Regions from separate parts of the Mus musculus genome. Here all the other regions are linked to region 1. The links are chromatin loops, found by intact Hi-C in ENCODE. Cell type or tissue: left cerebral cortex. All regions are shown on one strand.

Region 1 (8,000 bases):
TCTCCTCACAAGCCCTTCACTCTCAGTCTGTCCCTCCTGTGCTGTGACCACCACTGAGGTCACAGGTGAAGCCAGCCAGGCTCACAGAAGCTAGGGAACTTATCTGAGATTTTAATACTGTCTTGTTTCACCAGGCTGGTCTGGCTGACTACCCCAAATACCACCTTCGGGCTCTTTTCACTATGACCTCTCAGGGTCTGCAGGTCTCACTTGCCCCGGGGCATATGGCCCAGCATCTCCTTCTCCACGCTTGCCTCCGTAACCCCCTCACTCCAGAATGGGAGTCAAGTCACCACCATCCTGACACCCATTCTGTTCCTAAACCCGGGAGGGAATTGGCTTTTTCTCCCCCTGGGAGATTCCCCACAGATTGGCTTTGGTTAATTTCGTGAATCTTTCTGCTGACTGCCAGTCACCAAGGCTGGCAGCGGGACTCCTGTGTGGGCTGCGAGGAGGGATCTGAGCATGGAGAGGCGGAGGAACTGATAAACACACTCTAGGAGCAACAGGATGACAAGCGGAAAGCCAAACAGCACAGCTGAGAAGCAGGGCATCTGAGGGAGCCGGGGAAACCTCGAGAGCCTCTGAGCCCACGTGGTTGCTGGGTGCAGGGGGGTTTCCCCGGGGCTGCAGCAGGGGCTGGGGGACCAGACTGCCTTGGGAAGGCACCATGGGAGGCTACTCATGACCTCGTAATTAACTGCCATGTCCGGTGGCCACTCCTGGGCTCTCATTAGTGAACTCTCTAGATGGGGTGGTAGCCTGCAGCAATCCCCAACTGCCGTCCACACCCCAACCCACCCCCGTCGTGTAGTTGTGGGGACCCTGCAAGGCTCTATTCTGTCGCCATTGCCTGCTCCTCTGTGCCCCCCCCTCCCCACGTGTTCATCCTCTTCAGTTTTCCAATGGTGTATACTGCTGGGGTCTGTCCTCCATGCTCTGATCTTGGCTCTTCTGCCTCAGACCCTCCCCCTCATCTTAGTTTGGGGCTCATGCATGTGAGGAGAGGGCTCTGCTCCTGCTACATCCACAGCCCTGGCTTCTCTCATTCCTTGATCCTTGCTGCCCTAGGCCGGGTCCTTCCCAGCTGGCTGTGTTTTCAGCCCTTGTGGGGGCTTCTACTCTTTTCTGTAGTTTGACTGGCCACAGCCACCACCATGTCTCACCACAGACCTGAGTGATTTCTCTATCTCCTTCTGCTCATCATGCCGCCGTGGACCCGATATCCTCGCTGTCCGAGGATGCTGGGGATGTGGTCACTACCTCCTCCCCATCCTGCTGTCTCCTCTCCCGTCCTTCTGGTTCTGGGCTCTCTCTCAAGCCTACACTTTGGGCACTTGCCCCACAATCCAAGGTTGCCCCAGGAGCTCAAACATCATCTGTAGAGCTGGGAGCCCCCTCTTTGGGCTTCTCTCTGTCCGGCCCTGGAGGTGGTGATCCCTCTACCTGACTAACCCCAGTGCCTCTATGTGACAGTCACTGATGTAGAGCGTAGTTGTCGGGACTCACGTCTGTCCTGAACACAGAAATGGACTGGCTTGCACTTGGCTCTGGGGCTGTGCTGAGTCCTCTACCAGAAGAAACAGGTTCTGGCGGCGGCAGTGTGGCACGTGGTAACATTGCCCTAGTGTGACTGAGCTGAGTTCTGTCCCCGCCAGGCATCGCCCCTCCCCAGAGGCCTGTGCCTAGCTCAGTGACTTCCTTCCGGGTCTGCACCACCGCTGCATGTCTCTGCTCCTTCGGGCTGACTCCAGTCTCTCACGGTCACAAACTGATTCTGTCTTTAACTTTCTGTGACTCCCACGCCCAGCTCAGCCTCACCAGAGAGGCAGTCATAGAACAGACCGGCGGTGAGTCCTCTCATTCTCCCACAGCATGCATCCGTAGCTCTTCCATCAACTCCTAGGTGACCACTCCAACGGTCCCCAGCTGTCCCTTATAGATAATCCCAGCACTCGGGAGGCAGAGGCAGGTGGATTTCTGAGTTCGAGGCCAGCCTGGTCTACAAAGTGAGTTCCAGGACAGCCAGGGCTATACTGGTTTGAAACCCTGTCTCGAACCCCCCCCCCCCAAAAAAAAAGAAAGAAAGAAAGAAAAAAAGAAAGAAAAAGAAAGTCTGGACAGGCGTGCTTGCTCTTTCTTCCTTGGACCTCCCCCAGCCCCCCGCAACACACACACACACACACACACACACACACACACACACACACACACACACACACACACACACACACGCAATCCTCTTTCTAATCCAGCTCCAAATCCTGTCCTTTCTCTCTGTGCCACTTAAGGCCTCAGTGCTCTGTGGCCACTTTGCTACATCTGTAAGTTAGGCCAACAGCTTTTGTGAAGGACCCACTACAGAATGTTGCCAGAGTTAATGAACCAGTGTGTGCCGTGTTGGTGCACCTGGCTGTTGGTTCAATAAATGAAACACAGTTGCCTGTCAATGGTGCTCCCTCTCTCTGCCTCTCAAGCCAAAGAAGCCGCAGCTGTGTCTGAGGCACTCAGCAAAGGCTCATACAGTACACAAAGGGCCCATGAGTCACACACTTGCACTTCTGGGCTCTTCCTGGTGGGGGCGTGGGGCGACTGCAGCTTGCATGGTGACTCAATGTATTAGATGCTCAATAAACATCTGCTGAGTGACTATATGTGTGGACCGGTGATTATGTGAGCCTACAAGGAGTGAAAAGAAAAAGCCAGGGGAAGAGGAAGGGTGTGTGTGTGTGTGCCCTCGCGCGCGTGCGCATGTGCACTTAAGGGAGGTGTGGAGATTAGGAATCTGAATGTGGTTCCATTGGGGTCTGGTGGTCCCTGGATACTCCTAAGGGAAAAGAGCCTGGAGGTGGTTTTTTAGTTAGCCAGAAGCTGTAGCCTGTGGATCAGGGTCTTCATTGCTCTGGGCCTTGCTTGCCTCATCTTACATGAGAACTGGCTGGTAGCTTTGAGCATTTGGCCAGAAGACTGTGAGGGAGTGACAAGGGCCAGCATACAGCAAGTCTAAGCAGAGGGGCTCACCACAGGAGCTCCTCGAGAGCTAACCAGCTAAGGAAGAGAACAGCAGGCAGGACCGCCCACTTAAAACGAAATTTAACTTTAAAAAAAAATAATAAATGTCCCCAACTTACCCATGCAGAAGCTGAACACTGTCCAAAGCAACAGAGCTGGGCAAGGACTGGCTGCTTTTGTTACACCACACTGCCTCCCCTGGCACCCTGAGAACTACAGATTCTCTGCAGAGCCTGGCTTCCTTCTGCTGCACTAGGGTCTGAGTGACAACCTGTCACTCATGTCTATGCATGACGCTTTCATTTTCAAATTAGAAAAGTCATCACGGGTACCGTTCCCCTCCATTCCCTGCCCCCCCTTCTTACTCGGTAGAATAAAGATCAAAAGACACCCCTGCTAATCTTTGGATTACAAAGAAGAATCACGGAAGAGACAAGCCTCTGGACATGCCTGTAAGAAGTGTTCTAGTTTAGATTAAGGCGGGAAGGCCCGCCCCCAAAGGTGAGTGGCACCACTCTACAGGCTGGAGCCCCTGACTGAATAAAAGGGAGAAAGAGAGCTGAGAGCCAAGGCTCATGCTCCATTTCCTGACTGTTGACTTAACGTGGCCAGCCTGCCTCCCAGTCTTGCCACCATGCCTTCCTCACCATGATGGGCAGTCCTCTGGACCCGTGAGCACAATAAACTCCCAACTTCCGGTCCAGTAAGTTGTCACAATAAGAAGTAGCCAACACTCCTGACCCACAGGCAGAAGTCAGGCGAATCTGGGAATGGGGTGTACGACTTCCACTGGGGGTTCACCCATGGCAACACCACTCAGGGCTTCGGTCACATCAGGTCACATCACAGAAGCTACCTGGGGGCGCTGTGGCAAAAGGGTTAAATGAAATACCCCCACATGACACTGGCTGCAGTGTCGCCTCGGTAGACACATGTGCTCAGCTGTCAACCAGACTACAAGCTAAGCATATAGGCTTCCGAATGTTCAGACTGGCTCAAGGCAAGCCCACGAGTGTGAGCACCACCAGATCACTCTGTATATATCTATATAATACTCATCCACACTCTGGGCACTGTGCAGGCTATTTCCCTGACAGTCAACAATAATAAACATCTTACTTCCGGGGAATCTCTAAGTTAATGCTCTCAGATGCGCCACCCCATCTTCCTGACATCAGAGTGAGTGGGACCAGCAACGCTGACCCCTGACAAGTCCATGCTTGTACTTCGCTCAAGTTTGTTAAGTCTATCTGGTGAAGGTAGTCTCAAAATATGGGAGGGAGACCGGGACACAGCTGCATCTACAAATGTGCCCTAGGGGTGGGGGGAGTGTCCTGTGGAGCCCATTCCCCCGCCCCGCGCGCCTTCTAGAATCTGCTGTTGGTCACTACAGCCATTCCTAAGGGAGACAGAGAGTGGACGCGATGGTGAACCAAAACCGCCCGAGTTAGGACGGCTAGGGCTCTGGGGACCACGCGTTCAAACACATATAGCACTCACCTGCCAGGATGCATTTGGCAGCTAGCTTCACCATAGTAACCAGGTACTAGCGGAGACGTGGGGGTGGGGGACGCTGAAAGGGGGTTAGGATTCGGGGACAGCTGACACCAGGGCCTGAGGCCGTGATGGAGGGATGGATGATGGCCCGGGTGCTAGGGTTGGGTGGACGGAGGGCTTCAGGCCCCAGGCAGCCTGCAAAGGTTCCGGTGGGGCGGAGCAGAACCCGTTCCAAGTCCAGCCTTAGACCCGGCCCAAAGAAGAGTTGAGACACAACCACTAGTCCTCTGGTCCCAAGAGTCGCGCCAAACAGGCTCCTGGCAACCATCATCAACCCGCCTTCTCCCTCCATATTGTCTCCTGATTGGTTGCTCTCAAAAGCTCGGAGACCCCAGGCACCCAATAGAAGAAGGAGGCGGGGAAAACCGGTTCCCTTCGCGGAACAAAGCGGAGAGGTTTCTGCTCTTTAACTGCTCTCAGCTTGGCCAATGGCTTTAGATGCTGTCAATCACCGCTGGGCACCGCCTAGCGTCTCTGGAGACGCAGCCCAACCAGGATGCAGCCGGAGGCGGGAATTAATGGGGCTTTCTGATTGGCCAGAGCATGGCTTTAACCATCGCGAAGAGTTTGGGATTCGCTGCACCTTGCCCCTTCTTCCTGGGAATGGATTCGCCCACACTGAGAGGGGTGACGCCGCTGAAATGGCGCCTGCGCAGTAAAGGAAGCTGCTGTCGCGGGTCCTGGATGTTATTGGTATCTTTCCCCGACCCCGGGTGCAAAGAACATTTGGAGACCTAACCTTTGCTTCACGTCCAGAATCGAAATGCCATCTTTAAAGCCCAAGCATGTTATGAACCCTAAAAACTGAAATAGCGGGGAGGGAAAAATGTGCAACGTTGAGCAGTGAGGAAGACAGGAAGGCCCTGCATGCTTGCACAGCAAACAACTGCGGACAGCACCCGTGCTGTGCACCTTCCGGAAGGGGGAAAGAGCGAGGTCCTGATGGAAACTCACACAGTATATCCATATGTAACTATATATCACTTTATGTTATGTATCAGTTAAATTAAACTAAAATCTAAAATAGGCCTAATTTGACGTGATATCTTAATGGATGGGAGGACACGCCTCTCTCAGTCGGATTCCTCTGTTATGGGTGAATGGATGCTATCCTGGTGTTGCCCCTCATGAGGGGAGGGTGGGTAAATGCCACCTGACTTTCCTGGGAGCCCCTCTTGCTTTGCCACTAAGTGGGATATGGCTCTGCAAGGCATGTAACCTCTGGAACTCTGAAGATAGAAACCAACTCATGGGTACAGGAAGTAGGCGAGTGTCCATGCATCGGGGCGTTGTTACTGTAGCAAAACACCGGAGAGAAACTATTTAAAGGAGGAAAGGTTTAGTTTGGCCATTTGGTTGACCATCATAACAACAACAGCATATAAGCATATAGCCACCTCATGTTGGGAAAGGAAGAAATAGTTCCCAGGATATGCCCCCAAAGTCACATTCTCTTTCAACTAGGTTCCATTTCCCAGGCACCTCCCCATAGCCCATCACATTAGGTACCTGTGATGGTTTGTATATGCTCTGCCCAGGGAGGGGCACTATTAGAAGGTGTGGCCCTGTTGGAGTAGGAGTGTCACTGTGGGTGTGGGCTTTAAGACTCTCATCCTAGCTGCCTGGAAGTCAGTCTACCGCTAGCAGCCTTCAGATGAAGATGTAGAACTCTCAGCTCCTCCTGCACCATGGCTGCCTGGATGCTGCCCTGCTTCCACCTTGATGATAATGGACTAAACCTGGGAACCTGTAATCTAGCCCCAATTAAATATTGTCCTTATAATACTTGCCTTGGTCATGGTGTCTGTTCACAGCAGTAAAATCCCTAACTAAGACAGTACCCATCAATGGATCTGTAGTCCACTGATGAATGAAGTCAGAGATTCATCACTTCCCCTAAAAGCCTTAGTTCTGATCACCCCCTGCTCTGGGAGCCAGGCTCTCCACACACACGTCTTTGGAGTGTGGTGGGGTGTGTGTCCACCATGCTGGCTCAGCACTGCTGCTGTAGGTTGGCCAGGGGAAGTTCTCCACCCCACTGCTGCTTTCTCAACGTTTACTGGGTCCCAGGATTCTGATCTCGAACATTTAGAGAGGCACCGTCTCTCTGCAAAGATGCCTGTATCAGGAGGAACTGGTAGAGCTAGTGCTGCCTCGGAGTTACCCAGGATCCCCTAGGAACCCTTGTCTATGCTTCTGTAACAAACCCCTGTAATCTGATTGGTTTGCCACACTGGCAAACATGGGTAGGGTTTCTCTGGTCTGTCTGTCCTGTCTGGATGAAGAGGTGTTTCTCTGGAAATGTCAGGTGGTGCCTTCTTTGAGGAATTCATTCCATAGATATTCAGAGAGTACTAAGCACAGGGGGGTGGGGGGGGGCGGAGCCAACAAGCCCAGCTGAGAGGCAGGTGACTGAGAAGAGTGTCCATAGATATTTGGAATCAATGTTGGGTAAGGGAAGATTTAGGGCAGGACCACAGATGCCCTCATGCTATGACCCTTGAGCTCTCTGGGCACCCTGAGCAATTCCACTGTACCCTAACATGCAAGTAGCCATTCTTAGGTGGTCCTGGGGCTGCTATATTTTTCCTTGAGAACTTCCCTACCCCAGGGCCTTTACACGTAATGTTCCTAGCATGGCTGCAGAGCTCTGTTCCCCATGACTTTCAGCTCGAAGCCCCAGTGGCATGTCCCTAGCCGTCCATCCCTAGCCATTCAATGGAAAGACTTTCTTTCCATTTGGCAGCTTGACCTTGCTTTACTGTACTGTCTTCCTGGCCTTGGCCACTGGTGGAAAGGATGTGCCAGGGTGCTTTGCAGAATTCTCCACTTGAAAGTTAGCCTCATGAGAAGAGACACTCAATAGCTTTTGGTCATTGGCCTCTAGGACAGTCCCCAGCACGGCGAGACACTCGGGGGGGGGGGGTGTTTTTGAAGAGACGAATCAGCTGGGCGTGGTGGTGCACGCCTTTAATCCCAGCATTTGGGAGGCAGAGGCAGGTGAATTTCTGAGTTCGAGGCCAGCCTGGTCTACAGAGTGAGTTCCAGGACAGTCAGGGATACACAGAGAAACCCTGTCTCGAAAAAATAAAATAAAATAAAAAAGAGACGAATCTCATAGGGCTTACTCTTCTGGTAATATGACAAGCACCAATTGTTTATTTTATTTATTCTTTATTGTCTGTGGTATTGGGACTTGAATCCGGGGCCCTATGCCCACTTGGGAAGGGCTCTACTACTGAGATCCAACAAGTACCCATTCTCACGCCAGTTCTCAGGCAGGTAATACTACCAGTGGGAGGGGGCAGCCGTTGTTCAGATGTGGGGCAGTTTGCTCCTGGCTCCTCTCTCTCCCCTGACTACACTCTGAGCGAGAGCTGACTTCTCTACTTCTCTCTACTAGGGTTAACAGTGCTGCTGCCAAAGTTGGA
Region 2 (8,000 bases), 110 kb before region 1:
ATGGAAAAGGCTATAAACGGGACTAGGGTGCTCATTATTGAGCTGTTTTATAATGTCAAAAGACAGAAGCAACTCAGATGGCCAATGGGGAGAGGATACATAAGTGGATTGTGGTCTGTCCCTTGGATGTGCCATGTCCCTAACAAACCTCACTGAGCAGAAGCAGTTCCCCATCTTAATTATGGTCACACCAATGACCAACTCTTATGTCATAGTCACAGACCTGATTTTTCCAATTCTACTCTATAGCTCTTCGTCCCTTAGGGTGTGTGGTGGTTTAAATATGCTTGATCCAGGGAGTGGCACCATTAGGAGGTGTGGTCTTTTTGGAATAGGTGTAGCCTTGTTGGAAGACGTGTGTCACTGTGGGGGTGGGCTTTGAGACCCTCCTCCTAGTTGCCTGGAAGACAGTCTTCTCCTGGCTGCTTTTGGATCAAGATGTAGAACTCTCAGCTTCTTCTCCAGCACCATGCCTGCCTGGATGCTGCCATGCTTCCTACCTTGATGATAATGGACTAAACCTCTGAACCTATAAGCCAGCCCCAATCAAATGCTGCCCTTTATAAGAGTTGTCTAGGTCATGGTGTCTCTTTACAACAATAGAAACCCAAACTAAGACAGGATGTCTGCTTGTATGTCACTGGGGTCTCACAAACATCCTAAAAGTGGCCTGGCATCCATATTGCTTGACCATGTTCCCTTCTGTATCCTTAGGTTTTTATTTTCTCCTTTGGAGATCTGATCTCCCTGTGCAGCCCTGGCTGTCTTGACACTTGCCGTTGTAGATCAGCTGCTCTCCAGCTCACAGAGATCCACCTGCTGCCGTCTCCCAAGTGCTGTTAAAGGCATACGCTAGCTTGTATCAATTACTGCTCTCATGGTTGTGGCGACATACTCTGACCAAAGCAACCTAAGGAAGGGTAAGTTTACTTTGGCTCTCGGTCTGAGAGCACACAGTCCATAACAGTGGGGGAAGCCGGTCACGTTGCACGGGCTGGCAGGAAGCAGAGGGATGAATGTGAATCAGCTTTCTCCCTTTTGCTCAGCCCAGCTCAGGGAAGGATGCACCCACAGTTAAGGTGGGTCTCCCACCCCAGTTAACCTAATCTAGACAATCTCTCATGGGCTTGCCCAGAGGTTTGTCTTATAGGTGATTCTAGATCCCAGCAGGCCGATAATATTAACTCTCATACTCTTGCCCCATCACACAGAACGTTCTCCTCTCCGGATGCCACTGGTCTCCTCATCCCAGTGTAAATCAGGATTGTGGGAATTTTCCTGGATCCCTGCTTTCCTTCTTCCCTGTGTCCAATCTATCAGACCTTGCATGCTTTTTAAGTCCCGCCCCCCCACCCGACTCTTTGATCTCTGTTGCCATGGTCCCACACTGCCACAGTGGCTAAACTTCCCAGCTGGGATCCTCCTTCCTCCAGGATCCTCTCTGGCACAGTCGAGATCAAATCAGATTTCCTCACCACCAGCGCTTCTCACCTCTCAGTCTCCCCATGGCCTTTCATGACTCTTAGACAAGAAGACCTACACTTACAAGCCTGAGCCTCCATCTGCTCTCAAACCATTTCATTCCTCAACGTTCCTTCCTCACAGTCCACATGACGGAGAACTGCCATTCCCTGAGTGACCCTCTCTGAGCCCTTTCTTCCACGGGCACCCACCCCAGGCTCTCACCTCCATGTCCTTGCTTTCTTTATCAACTCAGCTACCCTGGGACAGCCCTCTTCCATCTGGAGGTCAGCCAGGCTGCTTGGGGACCCAGCTTACCCAGTCTGAACAGGGGAGGAGAGGTAGATTGGGGTGTGTGGTAAAGGGAGGAGCCAGTCATTAGCAAACCTCTGTCCCCTAAAGTGTAGCCTGGGCATCCTACCTCTAGATGTGAGGTGTTGGGGTGCCAGATCACAGCTGTGATGCTGAATTTGAGCCGAAACTAGTCATTTGTGGCTGTGCCGTCTCCTGGACTCTTGTGGAGCTTAGCTCTTATTTAACGAGCTCCCGAGCTCTGAGTACATTTGTATTCAATTGGCTCCTGCAGATGTGTTTTAGTTCCTTGAGTAAGACATTTCATTTTCTGGGTCTCAGTTGTAACAGCAAGCCTTAGTGATATGGACAGGCATTCCTAATGCCAAAAGACTGGGAAATCTCAGGTCTTAAACAGGTATGGCAAGAAGTGGGGGCCTAGAATTCAAGACCCTCTCTCAACCCCTCCAATGGACCTTGTCATCAACAGCAGAGAGCATAGCCAGTCCCTGTGGGCTGGCAAGGACCCAGGGATTAACATCCAGGGTGTTAATGTCCTGATCTGGCCAGTGCTGAAGGTGACAACATCTGCTGTGTGAGGCTCTGGTGCCAGGGCTCATGTGGCACCTTCTGGCTTTTGGAGCATCTGTCTTGGGAGGCAGCCTGGGTGGCCTTAAGGCTGAGCTCAGCGCAGGCTCAGTGGCTGCTGTCAAGTGATAAAAAGCTCTTATTAGGGTCAGGTGATTGACTTACACCTTCAGTGTCTCTCAAGAAAACAATAGAGATCCATCTGATTTGGCCCCGTTCCCGACGGTGCCCAGGGACTGAGTTATTGCTAAGTGGCTAGAGGCTATGGTCACTGGTATAAGGTATTTGTGGCACATGACTGGCAGGTGGTGTGGGCTGTGTGCACTTTTCCCTTGGCACACAGGATGTGGGAGGAGTTTATTTTGTGTGTGCATGTTTGTGTGAGTGTATGGCACGCACATGGATGTGCAACTATGCATGCCTAGTTGTGCACATGTATGTAGAGGCTGAAGTCAATGGTGGATGTCTTCTGTATTGTTCTTCAACTTATTTTCTGAAGTCTCCTTCTGATCTAGAGTCACTGATTCAACTTGACTGGCTGGCCAGCAAGCTCTAGGGGAGTCTCCTGTCTCCACCTTCCCGGCATTGTGCCTCTGTGTGTGTGTGTGTGTGTGTGTGTGTGTGTGTGTGTAGGTGATGGGGTTAGAACTCAGATTCTTACACTTGCATGGCCATCGCTTTACCATCATCTCTCCAGCCAAGTTTATTTATTTCCCTTGAAGATTTTCTTGATGCTGTAGAGGTCAGAAGTCAGGAGGCAGAGGGAGGTCAGATTGCCTGTATCTGGCAGTGGCTTGCTTGGGGTGTGTGTGTGTGTGTGTGTGTGTCTCAATAAGCCACCAGTTCAGTTTGATAAGCACCTCTCAGGGAGGGCTCTCTGTATTCATGTTCCTGATGAGGGCGAATGACCTGCCTCAGATCACATTGCCAGTAAAGGTGGGCGGGGGTGGGGTGGGGATTGAAGATCACACCCATCTGCCATATCCACACAGCCTTTCCTTTCTGGGAGAGCAACGCTACTGTCATCACTGTGTTCGATAGCCTGCTAGCAGCAGAGGTCTCAGGTCTGCCTCTCTCTCCTCACTGCTTTGGGAGACCACCAGGAAACCATAAGCAGGAGGAGTACCTCTCCTGGACAATCAGTGTGGCTCACCTCCCTGCCTCCTATTTTTCAAAGGCTTCTCACTGAGTGAGGCTAGAACCCCAAACTCTTACAATGGACCCAGAAGCTATGCATTGTTGGGCTCTGCACCCTCCTTTCCTACCCTCCCCCCATCTGCCCATTCTTGCTCTGACCACAGTGTACTTCTGGTAGCTGTTTGCAGGTGCCAAGAATGTTGCTTTGTCTTAAGGCCTCAATAGATGGCATTCCTTCTGACCTGCACACTTTTCCCAATTTTCTCCTCGGTGACTCTTACTCAACTTATGACTTATTTTTTCTTACTTGAAGAATGTCTCCGAGGACCAGCGAGGTGGCTTGATGGACGAAGCCTCTTTTCTCCTAACCTGGTCACCTGAGTTTCATTCCTGGAACCCAAGTAAAGGTGGGAGGAACTGGCCACAGAGTTACCCTTTGACTTCCACACACATGCTGTGGCACATGCACAAGCACACACATTCACCCAAGTATGTGCGCGTGCGCGCACACACACACACACACAGACACACACAGACACACACACAGAGGCACACAGACACACACACACATGCACACATACACACACATACACACAGGAACACACACACAGACATACTTGCACACACACACGCACACACATATGCACATACACACACATACACACAGGCACACACACAGACATACTTGCACACATATGCACACACATGCGCGCGTGCGCACACACACACACACACACACACACACACACACACACACAAACACACACAAATGCATATGTCCCTGGACCTCATTTTCCAATCATACCTTTTCCCTCAAAGTCCGTATTCTATCTTCATCTCTTCCTGCCCCCTTTTCTCTCTCGTTTCTTCCCCTTCTTTCACCTTTTCCTCTGGCTGTTCCTGTGTTTCCTCCTTTTCACCTGTTCTTCTTCCTCTGATTCATCATTTTCCTCTCCCTCATCCTCACCACCTCTTCCTCTCACCCTCCTGCTTTGCACCATCTCTTCCTCTCCCTCCTCCTCTCTCTCCTGCTCTTCCTCCTCCTCTCCCTCCTCCACTCCCTTCTCCTCTCCCTCCTCCTCTCCCTCCTCCTCTCCCTCCTCCTTTGGTGCCGGGAGTGGATTCCAGGCCTTTGCACATGCTGAGCATGCGCTGAGCCTCTGGGGTCTGCCCCCCAGCCCCTGCCAGTAATTTTTTTTTATTGTTTCCTGCTGTCTTTTTCTTTGCAGCCTCACCCCTGTTTGCATTTGGTCTTCTCTAGAGCCCCTCAAGGTTAGGGACTAGCGTGGCACCTCCTGCTCCCCACCCCCTGCATGGCACATGACAGACTTTCAATGAGCATTTGAGAAGTTTGTTGAATGAATCCTTGGTTCCTCGGGATTGTGGCAGTGTGGTGCCCACGAGTGTATTTATAGAATCCAGTTTCTCCTAATGCAGTTTTCCATTTATTCACCCCTGAGTCATTTCCATCAATATTTACTAAGCACCAACTGGGTGTTGAAGATGTAAAAGTGGCTGAGGAAAACGTGCCAGCCCACCAGCAGCTCCGGATGGATACAGCAGATAGGGAGACACCGAAGGTCAAGAGCCCTAGTTTCCATCTCCCACTCAGGTCTTCCAAGTTTGGTCTGTGGACCTTGTTATAGAGCTGTGTGACAGTGGGCCAGTCACTTTACTTATCTGGTCATCTCATTAGTAGAATGAGAAAATGGTGATATCTGAAGAGACACCATGACCAAGGCAGCTTATAGAAGAAAGCATTCAACTGGCGGGGGGGGGGGGGGGGGAGGGGTTGCTTACAGTTTCAAAGGGTGCGTCCATGACATTAATGGTGGAAAAATGGTAGGAGAGAGAGGGGGCAGGGAGGGAGAGAAGGGGGTAAGGAGGTAGGAAGGGAGGGAGGAAGGGAGAGAGAGAAAGAGATGGGGAAGTGAGGGAATGAGAGAGAAAGAGAGAGGGAAGGAGGGAGGGGAGGAAAGAGGAGGAAGCGAGAGAGACAGAGAGAGGGAGAGAAAGAAGGAGAGAGAGGGAGAGAGAGGGAGAGAGAGGGAGAGAGAGGGAGAGAGAGGGGGAGAGGGAGAGGGAGAGGGAGAGGGAGAGGGAGAGGGAGAGGGAGAGGGAGAGGGAGAGGGAGAGGGAGAGGGAGAGGGAGAGGGAGAGGGAGAGGCCGCAGATTGGGCCTTTGAAACCAAAAGCCCACCTCTAGTGACACATTTCTTTCAATGAGGCAACACTTCCTAATCCTTCCCCATGTAGTATCACAGACTGGGAACTAACTATGGGGCCATTCTCATTAAAAGGCCTCAGTTTCCATCTTACTTGGCCAACCTGTAGTTCCCTGAGTGGGAAAGCTTCTACAGGCAGGGTGCACCTTAGAGAAGGGGCTGCAGAGGTTCCTGCAGAATGTTAGTGCTCAAGTTGGTGGGGCACAAGTCTACTGAGACAGGGGAGGGGGTGTCACCAGCTCCTGCAACCGAGTAGGTACTAGGTACGACTGAGGCAGGTGGTTGAGGTGGGTCAGAGCAAGAACAAGGCAGGACCTATGGTGGCCCTGAGCCTAGCGCACCTGTGTGTAGCCTTCTGTTCCTCCTCCTCCTTGAGGACACATGAAGTCTTTTTTCTTCTGTTTATGTCCAGGTGACCATACCCTCCTCTATCCGCTCTTCTTTCCTACCCTCCATCCCTGCCTCCATCTTTGCCACTTCTACATAAGTTTCCAGAGACCCCCCCCCCAGATGGGGACTAATGGAGGTCTGGGAGCATCTCTCCCCCATCGTGTGGGGTAGGAGCTGGCAGGGTTTCTTAAATCTGCTATTTGCTCAGCATCTCCCGACTCCTAGTACAGATGTACAAAGCTGAGACCCACCGTGGGGATTGGTTAGGTCCTTAAGAAGAGATGGGCATTGTTGGTGGGATTGCAAGCTTGTACAACCACTCTGGAAATAAGTCTGGCAGTTCCTCAGAAAATTGGACATAGTACTACCGAAGGATACCGCAATACCTCTCCTGGGCATATATCCAGAAGATGTTCCAACTGGTAAGAAAGACACATGCTCCACTATGTTCATAGCAGCCTTATTTATAATAGCCAGAAGCTGGAAAGAACCCAGATGCCCCTCAACTGAGGAATGGGTACAAAAAATGTGGTACATTTACACAATGGAGTACTACTCAGCTATTAAAAAGAATGAATTTATGAAATTCCTAGGCAAATGGTTGGACCTGGAGGGCATCATCCTGAGTGAGGTAATCCAATCACAAAAGAACTCAAATGATATGTTCTCACTGATAAGTGGATATTAGCCCAGAAACTTAGAATATCCAAGATATAAGATACAATTTGCGAAACACATGAAACTCAAGAAGAACGAAGACCAAAGTGTGGACACAATTGGGAACAAAATGGAAGGAGTTACAGAGACAAAGTTTGGAGCTGAGACAAAAGGATGGACCATCTAGAGACTGCCATATCCAGGGATCCATCCCATAATCAGCCTCCAAACGCTGACACCATTGCATACACTAGCAAGATTTTGCTGAAAGAACTCTGATATAGCTGTCTCTTGTGAGACTATTCCGGGGCCTAGCAAACACAGAAGTGGATGCTCACAGTCAGCTATTGGATGGGTCACAGGGCCCCCAATGGAGGAGCTAGAGAAAGTACCCAAGAAGCTAAAGGGAACTGCAACCCTATAGGTAGAACAACAATATGAACTAACCAGTACCCCAGAGCTCATGTCCCTAGCTGCATATGTATCAGAAGATGGCCTAGTTGGCCATCACTGGAAAGAGAGGCCCATTGGTCATGCAAACTTTATATGCCCCAGTACAGGGGAACGCCAGGGCCAAAAAGTGGGATTGGGTGGGTAGGGGAGTGGAGGGGGGGAGGGTATGGGGGACTTTTGGGATAGCATTGGAAATGTAAATGAGGAAAATACCTAATAAAAATATTAAAAAAAGAAGAGATGGGCAGCCTAAGACCACCCCAAGGAGCTGCTGCCCACCTTGGCTAGGAAGCTCCTTGCGGCACTCCTGAGAGAGATGAAGTCCTGCGTGGACTCTCTACAGTGGTTTTGAAGTTATGTGCATCGGCGGTTTGAATAGGCAGCAACCAGGGTGAGCTTCAGTCTCTCGACTCCAGTTCCACTCAGTCTCTCAAGGTAAACAGATGGAGGAAGCCCAAGTGGAAGGAGGAACTCAAATACTGGGGGCCTCAACCCAGGCCCATGCTGGGACCTGACCGCGCAGCTGCACCTGCCGCCAAGTGTAGGACATGGTATCAGCAGCAGTATCCTCCCCGGCTGCTCTGAGAACAGGCGCGGGCTGTGTGGGAGAAGAGAGAACGCCACAGCACCCTTGGAAGAGCTACTGACGGCTGGCTATTCCTATTCCTTCTTGGAACGCTTCCAGCGGGAGGACTGAGAGATCTCCACCTCCAGAAACCCTCCCTCTGCCTATCCCCTTGATGAAGAGCAGGCCCTTCCATCACGTGGAGAGACACAAGCTTGTGACAGCTAAGACAG
Region 3 (8,000 bases), 240 kb before region 1:
GAGAGTAGGGACTTGTGGTTGTCTCATCTGCATATACTTAGCGCCAACCTGGTACAATGCCCAGCACAGAGAGGCTGTTCAATAGACACTAAGTTGAGAATCTTTGCGCACCTCAGCAAGTGGTTTCTGTCAGAGGGGTTATGTGATGTGTCCCAGCAGATGGACTCCATCTACCACCCTATTTTAACCCACTCTCTCAATAATTAGTGGTTTGCTGAGGCGTCTTTGTGTTCTACATCTGCAGTTGTGCCTGGAAGGCTCTCCCAGAGCTCTCTGAGAAAAGTGCTACTAGGTACTAGATTCTGCACTGTCTCTGGGTCCCTTTTCTGTCTGCTCCAGTGGAGGTCAGCCCTCGTCTTTGCAACTGACAGCCACCAGTCTCTGTTCATTGTTTTGTTATCTGTTTCTTTTCTTTTTTTAGATGTATTTATTTTATGTATATAAGTACACTGTCACTGTCTTCAGGCACACCAGAAGAGGGCATCGGATCCCATTACAGATGGTTGTGAGCCACCATGTGGTGGAATTGAACCTCTGGAAGAGCAGTCAGTGCTCTTAACCACTGAGCCATCTCTCCAGCCCTCTCTCTTTTACTTTTGTCCTCCCTCTCTCCCCCTCTCTGTCTTCTTACTTCTTTTTTCTCTCCTCTCTTTCTACCTCTGTTCTCTCTCCATCTCCCCTCCATCCTCTGCACCTCTTTTCTTTCTTTCTTTCTTTGATAGAGTCTCATTTAACCCAGACTAAGTTTTAGGTGGTGCTGGAACTGAACTAAGCACGCATTTTGTCAGCTGAGCTGCATCCCCACTTTTTCTCACTCTTTCGTCAGCCCTGAAGTGTGTGTGTGTGTGTGTGTGTGTGTGTGTGTGTGTGTGCAAACACTTTGGCCCGCAGAGTAATGATCCAAGATCTGCATGAGGCAGGAAGGCAGCCTAGTTCAACACGACTCAGTAGCTGGTGTTGGGTCAGACTTTGAGAGTTCGACACTGGGAGGTTTATTTTAGGCATATTTAAGTACAACACGATTTGATCAAAATTTCCGGGTGATAATTAGCTCAGTCCCAGGTGCACAATAAAGCTTAAGACATGACTGCATTGAATTTTTTTTTGTAAAGTACTCGTCATGTCTTCCATAAAGATGGGTTCTATAGATTAACTTACACGTGACATCTTAAGAGTCTGGGGGAAGGATCTGGTGTGGTCTTGATCAAACAGATAGTACAGAGGTCACCACCTTTTCTAGCCACCTCCACTCCCAGCCTTCTAGGTAGAAAACAGGTTATACATCTCTCCTTTTGAAGAGACAACTCTGCTCGGTTAACATTCTTGGTTTCTGTAGTGCTTATCTGTGAGCACAGGAATGTCTGTACCTCCCACACTTTGGGGTCTATATCCAGTACTTGCCTCAGGGCCTGACATCAGGAGGTACCCAGTGACTCTAGAGGTGCAGCAGTGACCCAGATTAAGTTCTACCTCCAGATCCATTCCACAGCCCTGCTGTACCCTTCCAAAACCCACTGTCATGCTTGTATTCAGCCCATCTTGGCACATCCTGTTCTGTTTTGTCCTCTGTCCAATTGGCAGGTCCCAGGGCTGTGCAGGGCCTTTCCTCTAGGACAGAGTGGGAAACAAACTCTAGCTAGCCACTGCCGTGTCAGCCTTCCACTTAGTAGAGTCTCCTATCCACCAAAGGCAGATGAGGTCAGATGTGGGCAGAGTGGCCTCTCTACCTTAACTGACCTCATGTCTTAGCCTCTGCTCTCATCCGGGATGACGACCCACCCACGGTGGGATACCCAGATCCCTGGGCTCTTGAGGTCAGCTTCCCCCGCTGCAGCTGTTGCTGATAATGCCAGGAGCCATCTGGCCTGGGTGCTCTTGCCCCTCCCACTTTCATATCTGCTTTTCTCTGTCTCCAGCACTTTCTCTTCCCCAGCCACCTACCCATCCTATTCAGCATTTTCAGAGCCGTTTCTTGAGAGCCAATTTCCTCGCTTGATCCACATTCTGAATTCTAATGCAGAGCCAGCCCTGTTTCTGTTTGTTCTGTAGTCACCTTACCTTTGTTGGCCGGAGCTTCTCATCTGAGAACAGTATGACTTCCTCAAAGAGGGGCTGTGAGCTAGCTCAGCAGTGCACACCTTTAATCCCAGCACTCAAGAGGCAGCGCCTACGGGAGCTGGCATGATGTCAGTCCCCTTTCCTCCAGCAGGTGACAGCCTGTGACCTAGGTTTAGTTCTCAGCCCCCCCCCCCCATGTGCTTGGTGGTATCTATGTCTGGGGATAGGTGCGCTCACCAGGGAATAGGCTTAAAGCAGAGGGAAGGGAGTCAGGGCAGACAGCCACAGCTGTCTTCCAGGTTATGAGTTGTGAGCATTGGTGAAATCTACATAGTGGTCAGCTTAAAGGTTGTTTGTTTGTTTTTAGGTTTACTGGTTACTTTATATGTATGAGGATTCCGCCTGCATGTACACATGTGCACCACATGCCTGCCTGGTGCCTTGCCGAGGCCAGAAGAAAGTGCTGGATCTCCTGGAAATGGTGTCACGTAGGTGCTGGGAACCGAACCCGGTTCTTTGCAAGAACCACAAGGGCTCTTAACTGCTGAGACATTTCTCCAGCCCTCTATGATCAGTTTTTAAAAGTCAAGATTAGCTGAGCATGGGAGGAACATGCCTTTGGTTCCAGCACTGAGGAGGCTGAGGCAGGTGGATCTGTGCATTCAGGGACAGCCTGGTTTATGGAGAGAGTTCAGTCTAGCCAGGGCTATTAAATGAAACCCTGTCTCTCCAAAAAAAAAAGAAAAAGAAAAAGAAAGAAAGAAAGAAAGAGAGAGAGAGAAATAAAGAAGAAAGAAAAAGAGAGAAAAGAAAAAGGAAAGAAAGAAAGAGAGAGGGGGGGGGAGGAAAGGTAGGTAGGGCTAGCAAGATTGCTCAGTTGGTAAGAGCAATGACTGTTGTTCCGAAGGTCCTGAGTTCAAATCCCAGCAACCACATAGTAGCTCACAGCCATCCGTAATGAGATCTGATGCCCTCTTCTGGTGCGTCTGAAGTCAGCTACAGTGTACTTGTGTATAATAATATACATAAATGTGTATAAATAAATCTTTGGGCCGGAGAGAGCTGGGCTGACTGGAGCAAGCAGAGGTCCTAAAACTTCAGTCCCCAACAACCACATGAAGGCTCACAACCATCTGTGCACCTACAGTGTACTTACATACATAAAATAAATAAATAAATCTTTTTTTTTTTTTTTTTTTTAAAGAAAGGTAGGTAGGTAGGTCTGACTAGGGGTTGTAGCTCAGTTGGTAGAGTGCCTGCCTAGCACACACAAGATCTGGGGTTTGATCTCCAGCATCATGCCTGGAATCCTACCACTCAGGAGGTGGAGACAGGAGAATCTGAAATTCCAGGTCATTCTTGGCTACATTCCAAGTTCATAGCCAATCTGGGCTTCCTGGGACCTCGTCTCATACGAAAGAAAACAACAAAACAAAATGGAGTTGAAAATGCCAGAATATGCCAGGTGTTGTCGCCAGCTGTGCTTTGCATGGCATTTGTTGATGCAGGACATGGCTTTGTGACCAAAAAGAATTCTTCTCAGAGATGCTGAGATGACAGCCTTTAAAGGCTTCTCTTACTCTGGATTATGCTCAGAGAGTTTGAAATGTCCCAAAATACCCAAGCCTGTTGTCAGCCTCTTTGCGTGCTTAATTCATCACATCCTGTTGCCACAACCTTCATTTAGAGGAAGAGACAGAGGCATGTGGAAACCATGAAGCTTCTTGGGATACAGAGAGAACAGGGGGTGGCATCTCAATGGGCTTTTCCGCCCCCCAGGAGACTCTGCCTCGGCTCCTCTCCCAGCCCCCAGAATCCTGCCAGTCAGCACGGGCCATTTGAGGCCAAGCCGGGGAGGGTGATGCTGCCTGGCCGAAGCACAGCGCTCTTGGCAGCATGCCCTAAGCAAGGCTACCACACGATGGCGCTGTGGTACTCACGGTTTCCCCTTGGAGAAGCTGGCAGGACACACGCTTCCTAAACCCTGCAGGACCGGACTGCGGAGGACAGGGCTGCAGCAGGACAGTCGCAGTTCAGTGACTGGGACACTGGAAGAAGTCAGGGTATGAAGGAGACACCTTGAGAAAAAAAAAAGGAGCAAACGAAACTCTGGGTGGCACACCACACCTACAGGGGTGCCCCTAGAGGACCAATCTGTTTTAATTCTGGTTTTTGAGACAGGGAGTCATTGTGTTCTTTTGCTCTGGCCTGGAACTCACAGAGATCCATTTGCCTCTGCCTTTAGAGTGAAGGGATCAAAGGGTCTCTCCTGGCCTAGTGTCCACTCTGAGGGTCACCTTCGATGTTTCTAGCTCCACTGCAGAACAATCTGAGTCAGTGTCATGCCAGTTGTGGCTCATGTACTGTTTCCAGCGGTTGCACAATGCCCCCTCCAGTACCATGCATGATGGAGCTGGCTTGGCACCAGGCTCACTCCCGGTCCAGGTTGCTTGCGTGTTACTTGGGGTCAGGGCTGGGACGCTGCAGGCCAAGACAAACCTGCAGCTGTGAGGAGAAGAGGGGGCAGGCTTCTTCCTCTTTGCCAGATCTCGCCTAGCGCGCTCCTCTTCCTGGCCCATCACCAGGAGGCAGCTGTGGGCAGAGAAGGGCCGTGCTGGAGAAAGGGAGCCGCTTCCAACCAGGGTTCTTCTCTTCCCCTACCTTAGGGAGTGACTCAGGCCAGCCCCGCAAGCTTCAGGACATTGGTCCTCTTCTGCAGCAGTGCTGCCGTTACAGAAAGGCTGGATCTTCAGAGTGAAGAACAATGAGTGGCGGTCTGTGGTCCTCCCCTCAGCCTCACTGTCAGGGCACACGATCTATTTTAACGTTGTGTTTGAGACAAGGCTTTGCTATGTACTCCTGGGTGTCGTTGAACCTCTAGGAAACCCTTCTGCCTCTCAAGTAGTGAGACTTACAGATTATGAATCTCATTGTTATGAACCATAGTGTAAATGTGTTTGGAGACAGAGGTTTGCCAAAGCGTCACAATCCACACAGGTTGAGAGCCACTGCAGTAGGGAGAGTCAAGAGAGCCAGAGGGCCTGTTCCTATGAAGCTCACTCGCAGGCTGCCTGCCGTGGAGCTGGCTGGCAGCTCAGCAGGTGCCTCAGGCCTGTTCCTGTGGGCCTTTCTCTCCGTGGGGCTTGCTCTCAGGGTGGGGCTTGGTGCCTAGACGTAGGAGCTGTCAATCAGTTACAGCTGGGTAGGGTACCTGGGATGTCACTGTTTCTACCTCTATCCTTTGGCCTACCATGATTCAATGTGAGAGTGAGGAGGATACATCTCTGTGGTGGCCAGATTTTTTACCATATTTAATCTCCTGCAGTGTCTTAGATCGAGGGCTTCTGGGTACTTCCCCCAGAAGACTTGTTTCGAACTCTGTGCAGCTGGCGGTAGGGGTGGTCTCATGCATTTTGACTGTCGCTTTGCTTCAAGACTGCAAGGCCAGATGATACCACGCACCGGATGCTCTGAGACATCTCACCATCGTCTTTTCCTGAGGGGCTTTTGCATCCAATTATTTCCCGGTGATTTGAACCATCTCGAGAGATTAGGTTAGCGATGCTAGCATCTCCGAGAGAAATGAAGAAGCAGGTGACAGACTTTTGGAAGATGTTGTGATGAGACCAAGCGGCTCTTCTGCGGAAGAGCCAGCAGAGCAGCCTTCTTTGTGCAGCCCAGGGGAAGGAGTGAGACAGGATTGACTGTTGGTCCTTTCCTCCTTGCTGATGCCCATCTGTTGCGTGCTGTTTTTTTATTTCGGGTTGATGGATTGGTTGGATGATGCGCCTGGGCTGCAGCATCTCCTCCTTGCCCATCAGCCCTGCTCGGTGGCAGATTTGCATTCCGTCTGGGATGCCAGATTGATTTAAATGCTTTTTTAAAGCCTGTCGTCTGACGGAGATCTTTATCCAGTCAGCATTTCCCCTGTATTTTAAAAATAAGCATTCACAGCGCAAAGACGCTGTTGACGGCTTTTTTTTTTTTTTTTTTTTTCGAGAGAAGAATCCAATTTGGCTTGGTGGCTGATGTTCTAATTGGCTGCAGAGCTGAGAGTGCTGAGACCAAAGCCTGCCAAGGGCTGACGTTCTGAGTCTACCGGTCTCTCCTTTCCATTCAGATCTACCTACCATGCCCTTGTGGAGAAGAGGGGTCATTTGGCACCTGCTATTTAATCAATATTACCCAGTTGTCCCTTTACACCCCCACCTTTGTGGGAACCATATGTCTTCTTAGGTTTGAGAATTCTTGAGCTGGCAAGATGGCTCTGTGGATAAAGATGCCTGCTGCTAAGTTTGATGCTCTGAGCTCAGTACCTGGGACTCAGCTGGTAGGAGGGGAGAACTGACTCCCTCAAGTTGTCCTTATCCCCACATCTCTGCTGCGGTCTGCATGCCCATGCACGCAAAATAAATAATAAAAGGTGAAAAAAAAAACCTACAAAAACTCCTTGGAAGTTGGTGAGAAAAAAGTAAAAAATCCAAGGAGAGAAAACAGACAAGCATAAAAACCCAGCACCACACAAAGGGAAAAAAGGAAGTGGCAGCCGCTTCCATCCTCCGTGTGGAAGATGGTAAAGACTCGGCTACCACGATAGTTAGTCTTCTTCATCAATTTAACTCATCATCGAAACAAACGTGTCTATGAAAGATTTAAGGAAGATGGAAGACCTACCCAGAATGTGGTAGCAGTAGCCTATGGGCTGGGTTCCTAAACTGAATGAAAAAGGAGAACCAGCACTTAGTTCTATCTTATTCCTAACGGAGGACACAATGTGACCTGAGGCCTCATACTTTTGAGGCCACCACGCCTTAACCACCATGACTGACTGTATTCTCAGACTGTGAGCTAAAACCAAAGCCCTCGGAAGCTAGAAAGATGGCAGTTAAGAGAACTGGCATGCCGGGTGGTGGTGGCACACGCCTTTTATCCCAGCACTTGGGAGGCAGAGGTAGGTGGATTTCTGAGTTCGAGGCCAGCCTGGTCTACAGAGTGAGTTCCAGGACAGCCAGGGCTACACAGAGAAACCCTGTCTCAAAACAACAACAACAACAAAAAACAAAGAAAACAAAAACAAAAAAAAAGAAGAATGACTGACAGTCACCACTCTTGTTTAAGACTTATTTACTTTTATATATGTGAGTACACTGTTGCTGTCTTCAGACACACCAGAAGAGGGCATCGGATTCCATTACAGATGGTTGTGAGCCACCATCTGGTTGCTGGGAATTGAACTCAGGACCTCTGGAAGAACAGTCAGTGTTTTTAACTGAGCCATCTCTCCAAAGACAGTTGCCATTCTTGAGTGGATTGCCTCCGTCTAGAGGACATTTTCCCAGGGCCCTGCCATGGTCTTCCTGTGTGGCTGCTCTTAGCCTTGGTCGCTCTCTGTAGAGTGAGGACAGTCATCTCTACTGCATGTGGCTGTGGTGGGAGCGGAATCCGCGTGGAGTGGGTATTAGTCCTCAGATACTATGCAACAACTTCCCATCTTTAACCGCCTGTCCGCAGGTTTCTGCAGTCAGGAATCATGTAGCAGCTCGCCTGCTTGCCTGGGTGCCTCTCTTCAGGCACTGTCCTGGCAGAGCAGTGGCTATGGCCCTGCATCATGTTAAAAACACCTCCTCACATTCTAGGGACTGGAACCTCACACCTTGCAGTCCCTCACTTGAGTGGCGTCCCACTGTGTACTCAGCCTGCTTGTTTAACCTGCCTTTAAGAGAACAAGGTTCACAACATAACTAACTGCCTTGGATTTTTCCATGTAACCAACCTTTCTGACCTAAAGGGACGCACAGCTGTGATCTTAAGTACTCTCCCATGCCCCTGATACGAGAGTGGTGCAAGTGTGTTAATCACTGGCTGGAAACAGTGAATAGAGGAAGAAAGCAGTCTTATAAAAATATCCATAAACGTTGACTGCAATATAGAGCGATCGCTTG

What was found. Hi-C counts contacts between places; a loop is a spot of excess contacts. Peaks named below come from ENCODE experiments on the same cell type or tissue, not always from the same donor. Only the 100,000 strongest peaks of a DNase experiment are listed, where the experiment ranks them.
Region 2: it touches region 1 in a loop (2.8-fold over the local background); 3 of 42 quality-filtered maps call a loop at or near these places.
Region 3: it touches region 1 in a loop (4-fold over the local background); 9 of 42 quality-filtered maps call a loop at or near these places.

What each region holds. Positions count from the first base shown.
Region 1 is chr15:78,169,257-78,177,256 of GRCm38, forward strand. It overlaps Ift27 (intraflagellar transport 27), which reads right to left and starts at 4,825. Exons shown (of 7, transcript NM_025931.3): 1 at 4,513-4,825. The coding sequence starts at 4,546. In left cerebral cortex, CTCF peaks have their summits at 2,561, 3,197 and 5,030; DNase peaks (open chromatin) are centred at 460, 1,754, 2,622, 3,127 and 2 more places; H3K4me3 peaks cover 2,128 bases; H3K27ac peaks cover 1,541 bases.
Region 2 is chr15:78,054,803-78,062,802 of GRCm38, forward strand. All of the region lies in intron 1 of Cacng2 (calcium channel, voltage-dependent, gamma subunit 2), which reads right to left. Among named protein-coding and RNA genes, the nearest start is that of Gm46520, 46 kb to the left of the region's middle. In left cerebral cortex, no CTCF peak of the experiment used is centred here; DNase peaks (open chromatin) are centred at 2,032, 4,920 and 7,865; H3K27ac peaks cover 609 bases.
Region 3 is chr15:77,929,979-77,937,978 of GRCm38, forward strand. No RefSeq gene overlaps it. Among named protein-coding and RNA genes, the nearest start is that of Txn2, 5.0 kb to the left of the region's middle. In left cerebral cortex, CTCF peaks have their summits at 494 (motif pointing right), 3,980 (motif pointing right) and 7,205 (motif pointing right); DNase peaks (open chromatin) are centred at 1,827, 3,955, 4,550, 5,533 and 1 more place; H3K27ac peaks cover 3,399 bases.